2 separate regions of the Homo sapiens genome follow, and region 1 is linked to region 2. A link is an interaction called in ENCODE POLR2A ChIA-PET data of the cell type or tissue named here. Cell type or tissue: Panc1. All regions are shown on one strand. Region 1 overlaps LOC124903508 (a long non-coding RNA gene). Region 2 overlaps SPG21 (SPG21 abhydrolase domain containing, maspardin).

Region 1 (5,000 bases), 150 kb before region 2:
TCATGCCATTCTCCTGCCTTAGCCTCCCGAGTAGCTGGGACTATAAGCTCCTGCCACCATGCCCAGCTAATTTTTTGTATTTTTAGTAGAGACGGGGTTTCACCGTGTTAGCCAGGATGGTCTCCATCTCCTGATCTCGTGATCCACCCACCTCGGCCTCCCAAAGTGCTGGGATTACAGGCGTGAGCCACTGCACCTGACCCTTGTATTTTTAGCAGAGACCGTGTTTCATCCTGTTGGCTAGGCTGGTCTTGAACTCTTGACCTCAGGTGATCTGGCCACCTCGACCTCCCAAAGTGCTGAGATTACAGGCATGAGCCACCAAGCTCAGCTTTTTTTTTTTTTTTTATTTCTAAAAGTAAAAAGGCCAGGTGTTGTAGCTCATGCCAGTAATCCCAGCACTTTGGGAGGTCAAGGCAGGTCAAGGCACTTGAGCCCAGGAGTTACTGACCAGCCTGGGAATCCAGGTGAGACCCCCATCTCTACAAAAATTAAAAAAAAAAAAAATAGCTGGACGTGGTTGCACATGCCTATGGTCCCAGCTACTTGGGAGGCTGAGGCTAGAGGATGACTTGAACCCAGGAGGTCAATGCTGCAGTGAGCTGTGATGATACCATTGCACTCCAGCCTGGACAACAGAGTAAGACTCTGTCTCATAGAAAAATAATAATGAATTACATTTAAAAATCTTTTTAGAGACAGAGTCTCACTCTGCTGCCAGGCTGGACTCAAATACTTGGGCTCAAGTGACCCTCTGGGCTCAGCCTGTCTAGTCACTGGGGCAACAGGTGCATGCCTGGCTATGTTTACTTTTTTTTTTTTTTTTGAGACAGAGTCTTGTCCTGTCATCCAGACTGGAGTGCAATGGCGCGATCTCGGCTCACTGCAACCTCCATCTCCTGGGTTCAAACCAATCTACTGCCTTGGCCTCCCAAGTAGCTGGGATTACAAATGCCTGCCACCACGCCCAGCTAATTTTTGTATTTTTAGTAGAGACTGGGTTTCACCATGTTGGCCAGGCTGGTTTCGAACCCCTGACCTTGCGATCCACCCGCGTCGGCCTCCCAAAGTGCTGGGATTACAGGCATTAGTCACTGTGCCTAGCATTTTTTTTTTTTTTTTTTTTTTTTTTTGAGAGAGGGTCTGGCTCTGTTGCACAGGCTGGAGTGCAGTGGCAAGATCTTCACTCACTGCAACCTCTGCCTTCTGGGCTCAAGCCAACCTCCCACCTCAGCCTCCCAAGTAGCTGGGATTACAGGCACACACCACCATGCCCAGCTAACTTTTGTATTTTTTGTAGAGACAAGGTCTCACTATGCTGCCCAGGCTGGTCTCAAACTCATGAGCTTAACCAAACCGCCCACCTTGGCCTCCCAAAGTGCTAGGATTATAGGCTTGAGCCACCATGCTGGACCATGTTTACATGTTTAATGTAAACTTCACATACAGTGAAACACATAAGTCTTAGGAGTATCATTAGAAGACCTTTGCAAATTAATATACCTGTGTAGCCCAAACCCCTATCAGGATTTACAACTGTGCTGTCCAATACAGTGGCCACTAGCCACATGTGGCTATTTTAATTTAAACTTAAATCAATTAAAACTAAGTGAAACTCAAATCCAGTGCTCAATTGCCACATGTGGTTAGTGGCTATTACATTGGATAGCACAGATAGGGGACAGTCTCCTCCACTGCATGAAATTGTAAGAACATTATCATCACCTAGAAACTTCCTTTGTGCCCCTTCTCAGTCAATCCCCACTCTCAGTCCTTAGACAACCTCTGTTCTGATTTTATTTTTAACCATGGATTAGTTTAGCTTGTTCTAGCATCTTTTTTTTTTTTTTTTTTTTTTTTTGAGACGGAGTCTCGCTCTCTCGCCCAGGCTGGAGTGCAGTGGCGTGATCTCGGCCCACTGCAACCTCTGCCTTCCAGGTTCAAGTGATTCACCTGCCTCAGCCTCCCGAGTAGCTGGGACTACAGGCACGTGCCACCACGCCCGGCTAATTTTTTGTATTTTTAGTAGAGACGGGGTTTCACCGTTTTGGTCAGACTGGCCTCGAACTCCCTACCTCGGGTGATCCGCCCGCCTCTGCTTCCCAAAGTGTTGGAATTACAGGCGTGAGCCACCGCGCCCGGCTGGATGTATGTTTTAATTTGAGACGGAGTCTTGCTCTGTCGCCCAGGCTGGAGTGCAGTGGCGCGATCTCGGCCCACTGCAACCTTCGCCTCCCGGGTTCACGCCATTCTCGTGCCTCAGCCTCCGGAGTAGCTGGGACTACAGGCGCTTGCCACCACGCCCGGCTATTTTTTTGTATTTTTAGTAGAAACGGGGTTTCGCCATGTCGCCCAGGCTGGTCTCGAGCTCGTTACAAGTGATCCACCCACCTCGGCCTCCCCAAGTGCTAGGATTACGGGCGTGAGCCACCGCGCCCGGCCTGGATTTATGTTTTAATTTATTTTGAATAAATACCTAGGTGAGAAATTCTGGGTCATAGAGTAGTTGTATATTTAGTTTCATATGAAACTGTGAGATCTTTCTTCAAAGTGGTTGTACTCCCCACACAGGATTTTGTCTGAGCAACAAAGTCCCTGAAGGGAAAGGTATCGAACATGTAACTAGACACTGCCTGGTGGTGGATTAAAGGTCCTCGGGTCTTCGCTCCTCCCCGCTCCACGCGCCGTGGGCCTACCAGCTGCATCCTGATTGGCCCGCGGCGTAGGGAGGCGAGGCCAGAGGGAGCCCTACCTCCTGGGGCTGTACTTCCTCCCCTTCGGCTTCGGGCGGTTCTGGGCATCCGCCCGACACTCTGCTCCCTGCTGCCGCCGTGAGGTCAGTCTGGATTGAGGTGCAACGCTGCTCTCGGATCTCGCCCAACCCAAAGCCTGGTTTGGAGGCAAGATCTCAAGAGGAAAGGGTTTTCTTCATTTTGAAATTTCCTCCTCGGAATATCCTTCCACACGTCTTATCTGCTCGCTGTCATTGAGAGGTCTCAGTTCAGTCCCTGGCTCATTAATAATAGCTACAATGACATTAGCACAGAGGGGGTTATAAAATGCATTTTTGGCATTATCTCATGTGATACTACTCAAAAGGCCCCGTCCCTTCCACCTTAGGACCCTTTCTCTCCAAGCTTTTTGCCCTCCCGCTTTCGCAGCCCGAAGCTTACAAGGACAGTCTGTAGAAGAGCTGAACGGGAAACGGTATTTATTTTACTGTCTTCCAGTTTCCAGAGCAGGACGGCACCTTGCACTGTCATCACCGGGCAGCGGACACTCATTTTGTTGAACCTCTCATACAGCTGATCCTCTCTTAACTTCCACGACTTCACACTCCCCTCGTTTCTTCCTGTCTACTGGCTGCTCCATGTTAACCTCCTTTGCTAACACCTCTTCCTCATTAGACCTCTCACTGATCCTCTCTCTCTTCCTTCCCTCCCTCCCTCCCTCTTTCCTTCCTTCCTTCCCTCCATCTCTCCCTCCCTCCCTCTTTCCTTCCTTCTTTGGTGACTCAATTATCAACTACATGATGATTCCCAATATTCTATCTCCAGCCTGCCCTTCTTCCCAGAACACCAAACAATATCCCCATTTGTCTTCCTGAGATTTCCACATGGATGCCAATAGGCATGTCAGATTCACTTTCTCCAAAACAGAGGTTTTAATCTCCTTCCCCAGTACCATATACGCCTGTTTTCCTCCTTTCTTTATCATCTCAGTAAATGGCACCACCATTTTGGGCTCAATTTAAAAACCCACGCCATATCCCTGATTTGTTTCTTCAACTGCCACATCCAACCCACCATTGAAACCCGATGTTTCTTGTCTTTTTTATTTTCTTTCTTTTTTTTTTTTTTTTTTTGAGACGGAGTTTTGCTCTTGTTGCCCAGGCTGGAGTGCAATGGTGCAATCTTGGCTTACCACAACCTCCTCCTCCTGGGTTCAAGCAATTCTCCTGCCTCAGCCTCCCGAGTAGCTGGGATTACAATCATGCGCCACCACACCTGGCTAATTTTGTATTTTTAGTAGAGATGGGGTTTCTCCATGTTGGTCAGGCTGGCCTCGAACTCCCGACCTCAGGTGATCCATCCACCTCGGCCTCCCAAAGTGCTGGGATTACAGGTGTGAGTCACAGTGCTGGACCTCTTTTTTTTTTTTTTTTTTTTTTTTAACAAGGTCTTGCTCTGTCACTCAGGCTGGCACTTGTAGCTCACTGCAGTCTCCAACTCCTGGCCTTACGCGATCCTCCTGCCTCAGCCTCATAAATAGCTGGGACTAAAAGGTGTGCAGCACCATGCCTGGCTAATTTATTTAAAAATTTTTTTTGTAGAGATAGAGGCTCACTAAGTTGCCCAGGTTGGAAGGTAGGGTCTTTTAAGACGTATAAATCAGATTTTGCAGCTGGTGTAGTTAAAAGCCCTCAATGCCTCCCTAAGACTATTCATCTTAGAATAAAACCCACAGTCCTTACCATAGCCTGAAGTCAATTCCCCTTCTGTGCACCGTGACCTCAAGCCTACTGCTCTCCCTTGCTCACTAAGCTTCTGTCACACTGGCCTCCTTGATGTTTCATAATACCCAAAGCCCTTTCTTGTGCCAGAGTCTTTGCACTTGCTCTTCCCTTTGCAGGAAATGCCCTCCCCCTTCCTCCCCACCTCTTTGTGTGGCTGTCTTTTTTGTCATCATTTAGGTCTCAGCTGAAATATCCACTCTTCAGAAAGGCTTCCCCCACCACACATACCATATCTAAAAATGGGCTCCCCCAGTTTCTATTTTTTTTTTTTTTTTAGACGGAATCTCACTCTGTCGCCCAGGCTGGAGTGCAGTGGTGCGATCTCGGCTCATTGCAACCTCCACCTTCCGGGTTCAAGCAGTTCTCTGCCTCAGCCTCCCAAGTAGCTGGGATTACAGGTGCCTGCCACCACGCCTGGCTAATTTTTATATTTTTAGTAGAGACGGGGTTTCACCATCTTGGCCAGGCTGGTCTTGAACTCCTG
Region 2 (5,000 bases):
TATTGATGAATCACTGGAATGGATACTGCCATATGAATTATGGAATCATTTTAGATTTGATGTATGACTTTCATTATTAAAATTCTATTTGTGGATAAGACTTCCACCATTCCAAGAAAGAATGGGGAACTGATTCTACCTAGCAGAAAGTTTGAGAATTTGAGTCAGATGATAGCCTAAAAGAAAGGGGATGATACTTTCATGGAGTCTTTAATTTATAAATATCCATGCCCACACAGGTGACAAAATTATATGCAACTTAATACATACAAACAAATGAGTTCAAGCAGAACTGGGGAAGCCTGAATGAGATTGGTAGATTGTAGTAATATCAATATCCTGGTTGTGATTTTGTACTACAGTTTTGCAAAGGTTCGGCAGAAACTGGGGAAATGTGTAAAAGGTATATTTCTCTTTACTATTTTTTACACTGCATGTGAATCTACAATTACAACAACAAAAAAATTTAAATTAAAAAGATCTGTGCATTTTAACTGCTAGATACTAACAAATATTAAATAAGTTCCAAAACCTCATGGAGCTGAACATTCTGATCACATCTTGATGACAAAATAATTTTGAAGACACTGTTGACCTTTTCTTGATTAACTCTCCTCCTAATGAAACAGGGAAAGCGCACAACAAGAACCTTGAGAGTGAAGAAGAAACATCCAGCCAGAAGCCAAGGCTCTCATGACCTGCCACTGTGGAGCGAGAAACACACTGCTGGACAGCACTCCCGAGTGGGACGGGCGCCTATGGGTTGCTCGGTTTCCCCCTCCCTGGCTGATCAACAGGGGCCACCAAAAATGGTAGTGTCATGTCTCAGGCTGCAGAGGGCTGGGATGAGGGCAGTTCCCACCCTGTTCTAGAATGCTGTTTGTGAAGAGGAATGACTGAAAATCTGAACAAAGGAGGATTATGTTGCAGAGGCTCAAACATGTCACGTGAGGAATGGTTAAAGAAGCTGGAGAAATTAAGCCAGAGAAGAAAAGACCCAGGAGAAAAGCAGCAGGTAGTGATGATAACTGTTTTCTCAAGTAAGAGACGGGCTCTCAGGAGGAAGAGGAACTGATTTCCTTTGTGTGGCCTCAGTTGGTGGTAACCTCAGTAGAATTTTCAGTTACCTTCCAAAAGGAGAGACGTGACCTGCCTTTTCATCCCTTTAAACAGTAAATAAAACGTACACTAACAGCAGTACTCCCACTGGGAGTACCACTTACAAGTGAATACTGCAGGCGACTGCCAGCTAAAGAGACTCTCTCCTTCCTGGAAAATTAGGAGACCAATGTCCTGACCAATGTGGAAGCATGCAAAAAAAAAAAAAAAAAAAAAAATCAGTCACCAGGAAGAGTGCCTTTCCCACACACCTTTCTCCCAGAGAAGACTCAAGAATGATCAGTGGGAAACTGGATTTAGACCAAACTCAGCTATAAAGTAACAATCAGGAACAAAAAAACTTCCTAACCAAATGCTAACATATGAGCTAATTAATGAATCTCACCTCAAATATCAAAGATTTACATGAAAAGCCAGCTTTTCAAGTCACTTGTATGTTAGCAAATCCCTTTGTTGTCTAATATTCCATGCTCAGCAACCCTGGAAGCAGTGCTGTGATAAAATGAGGAGCAGAAACAGAGCCAGGAGACGGAGCTCAGTTCCTCCCTCCACCACTACTGGCTGTGTGAGCCGGACCTCAGTTTCTTCATCTGTAAAGAAGGACAACGCTTCCTACCGCTCTGAGTTGAGAGAAGGGCGTCAGGAGAGAATGCACGTAAATGCTGGGCATGGAGAGGCTGCCAAAAGAGGTTTGTTCCCTCTGAATCTCTGTGTGACCGTGGACTCACACCAGCCTCCTTCAAAAGGCTTCATCTCACATATTAAAATAAGCAAACAGTATCTTTCCTCAATTAAAAAAACTGCCTGGCTGGGCGCAGTGGCTCGTGGCTGTAATCTCAGCACTTTGCGAGGCTGAGGTGGATGAATCATGAGGTCAGGAGTTCGAGACCAGCCTGGCCAACACGGCGAAACCCCGTCTCTACTAAAAATACAAAAAATTAGCTGGGCGTAGTGGCGGGCGCCTGTAATCCCAGCTACTCGGGAGGCTGAGGCAGGAGAATCGCTTGAACCCGGGAGACGGAGGTTGCAGTGAGCAGAGATCACGCCACTGCACTCCAGCCCGGGCGACAGAGTGAGAATCCATCTCAACAAACAAACAAACAAACAAACAAACAAACAAACTGTGCCCATTACTATAGCTGATGAGAGACAGAAGCATAAAAAAAAAAAAACACACAAAACGTGGGTCTGAATTTTAATCAGTAATACTTACAGCGATAACCCGGTAACCCCATCCAGTCAGAGCCAAAATCTGCCGGAAAAAGACATCTGCAGTTCCACTGACAGGGGGCAGGAATATGAGAGGACACCTGATACTTCGGGGGCCCGCGTCATAGAGCGACCATATCTTACTGTCATCATCATCCACAATAATCTGGAGGGAAGGTTAAAAGAAAAAAGTGGAAAACCTTATAAATTTGCTTTTTATGTTATTTTACACTGTCATTTCACTGACAATTTTACTACTACTGCCTTGTTTGTTACAAGGTAACCTGGAGCTCACACCAGATTAGCATGCATGACAAACTCCTCTGATCTCCTTTTCTTTCCTCAGGGCTAACGTATTCCACAGAACTACTTAGAACTACTTTATAATCTTCCAAAGGGCTGCTGCTTCTCTGTTTCTTCCCCCTCCTCCTTTTTTTTTTTTTTTTTTGAGACAGAGTCTCGCTCTGTAGCCCAGGCTGGAGTGCAGTGGCACGATCTTGGCTCACTACAACCTCTGCCTCCCAGGTTCAAGCGATTCTCCTGCCTCAGCCTCCCAAGTAGCTGGGATTATAGGCACACACCCTCATGCCCAGCTAATTTTTTGTATTTTTAGTAGAGACGGGGTTTCACCATATTGGTCAGGCTGGTCTCGAACTCCTGAGCTCATGATCCACCCGCCTTGGCCTCCCAAAGTGCTGGGATTACAGGCGTGAGCCACTGCGCCCGGCCTGGATCCTGTCTCTTTAAAATACATAAATAAATAAATAAAAATACAACAACACTCCAGCCTGAGCAACAGAGGGAGAGATCCTGTCTCTTAAAAAAAAAAAAGGCAAGCTGAGGTAAGACAAGTGCTCAGCAGAGTCTGGCAGATGTTAAGTGTCCTAGAAATATTAGCTATTATTATTATTCACGGCATCCTAGTTTAATTTTTGCTTTCACTTTTGGTGGTATTTAGAAAAGTACATTAACTGCTTAAACATTTGACAATGCAAATCAGTATTTATTCTACTTTCATATTAAAAAACTCAAGGCCTCCAGGCTCTTTTTTCTGAGAGCTCCTCACTAGCAGGGCTATGGACTCCACAGTGTCACTCTGTGGGTGGCAGCACACTAACCAGGGTCACTGGCATCACTAGGAGCAGATAAATGGAGCAAGGCAAAGTCCAGAGAGGCCTAACAGTTCCCTTTGGACTTCCACAGGTCACAGATGGTGATAATGTATCTCACGCTCATGTTTTTGTCCTGTGTATCTTGCCACTCACATTTTTTCTTTTCTTTTCTTTTTTTTTTTTTTTTTTTTGAGACAAGGTCTGGCTCTGTCACCCAGGCTGGAGTGCAGTGGCACGATCACAGCTTACTGCAAGCTTGTCTTCCTGGGCTTAAGCAATCCTCCCATCTCAGCCTCCTGAGTGTCCGGGACTACAGGCGTGCACCAACACGCCCAGTTAATTTTTTCTAGTTTTTGTAGAGAAAGGGTCTCATCATATTGCCCAGGCTGATCTCAAATTCCTAGGCTCAAGCAATCTTCCTGCCTCGGCCTTCCAAAGTGCTGGGATTACAGGTGCACAGCACCATGCCTGGCTAATTTTTTCATTTTTTTATAGAGACAGAGTTTCGCTATGTTGCCCAGGCTGGTCTCAAACTCCTGGCCTCAAATGATCCTCCTAGGTCTCTAAAGTGCTAGGATTACAGGCATGAGCCATCACAAACAGCTGCAAAAGATCTTAAGATCACTGGATTCTAACACTCCTGCAAGGGAATCAGCAAAGGTTTTACTCTACTCAGTGACTTGAACTGCCTTTGTCTAGTGTGATCCCCAAACATCTGGGATTAATTTGGGAAGCAGAGTCAATACTCAACTGCAATATAAGTGTTTTGGGTTTTCAAACATCCCAGGAAAATAAAGCTTCTAGAAGATGACTGTGGCAGAATGAGTATGTCATTGCAAACAGAAGCTCTATAATGTGACCCCATTCTTAAATCTGAGGAACAGGAATATAATCTGACTGTACTCACTATACAGTTGCTGTAAACTTTCCACTAAACTATACAGAAGAGTACATACATACCTGCTTGCTTGTATATGTAAAAGCAATTATAAAAAATGAGTACAGGCTGGGTGCGGTGGCTCACGCCTGTAATCCCAGCACTTTGGGAGGCCAAGGTGGGCGGATCACTTGTGGTCAGGAGTTCGAGACCAGCCTGGCCAACATGGTGAAACTCTGCCTCTACTAAAAATACAAAAATTAGCTGAGTGTGGTAGCGCATGCCTGTAATCCTAGCTACTTGGCAGGTTGAGGCAGGAGAATCTCTTGAACCTGGGAAGCAGAGGTTGCAGTGAGCCGAGATCATGCAGTGCACTGCACTCCAGCCTGGACGGCAGAGCGAGACTCCATCTCAAAAATAAATATAAATAAATAAATAAATAAAAATGAGTACAGTTACACTTGCTTTCACTCTAAAATGAGTCTCAAAAGTTGACTGTACATGACAGGGAAGGAGTGAACTTAATCCTCTGCAACCCACAGTCATGATACTCGGCAGTAACCTTTACTCTCAAACACTACTAAGACATGACATCTAAATCACACACAAAAACAATACAAGATTTTGCAAATAAGAGGTATAGTAAAACCATACATACCTTTTTAAGGGGAACTGTACCTCTA

The links. Peaks named below come from ENCODE experiments on the same cell type or tissue, not always from the same donor. Only the 100,000 strongest peaks of a DNase experiment are listed, where the experiment ranks them.
Region 1: POLR2A ChIA-PET joins it to region 2 with 5 read pairs; 9 of 35 experiments call an interaction of 5 or more read pairs at or near these places.

What each region holds. Positions count from the first base shown.
Region 1 is chr15:64,833,111-64,838,110 of GRCh38, forward strand. It overlaps LOC124903508 (a long non-coding RNA gene), which reads right to left. Exons shown (of 4, transcript XR_007064682.1): 4 at 2,823-3,026. Among named protein-coding and RNA genes, the nearest start is that of PLEKHO2, 6.3 kb to the right of the region's middle. RefSeq lists an enhancer at 4,424-4,523. In Panc1, a CTCF peak has its summit at 2,845; a DNase peak (open chromatin) is centred at 2,771; H3K4me3 peaks cover 1,030 bases; H3K27ac peaks cover 1,571 bases.
Region 2 is chr15:64,978,532-64,983,531 of GRCh38, forward strand. SPG21 (SPG21 abhydrolase domain containing, maspardin) reads right to left here. Exons shown (of 9, transcript NM_016630.7): 2 at 4,976-5,000; 3 at 2,333-2,494. Among named protein-coding and RNA genes, the nearest start is that of SPG21, 8.9 kb to the right of the region's middle. In Panc1, no CTCF peak of the experiment used is centred here; no DNase peak of the experiment used is centred here.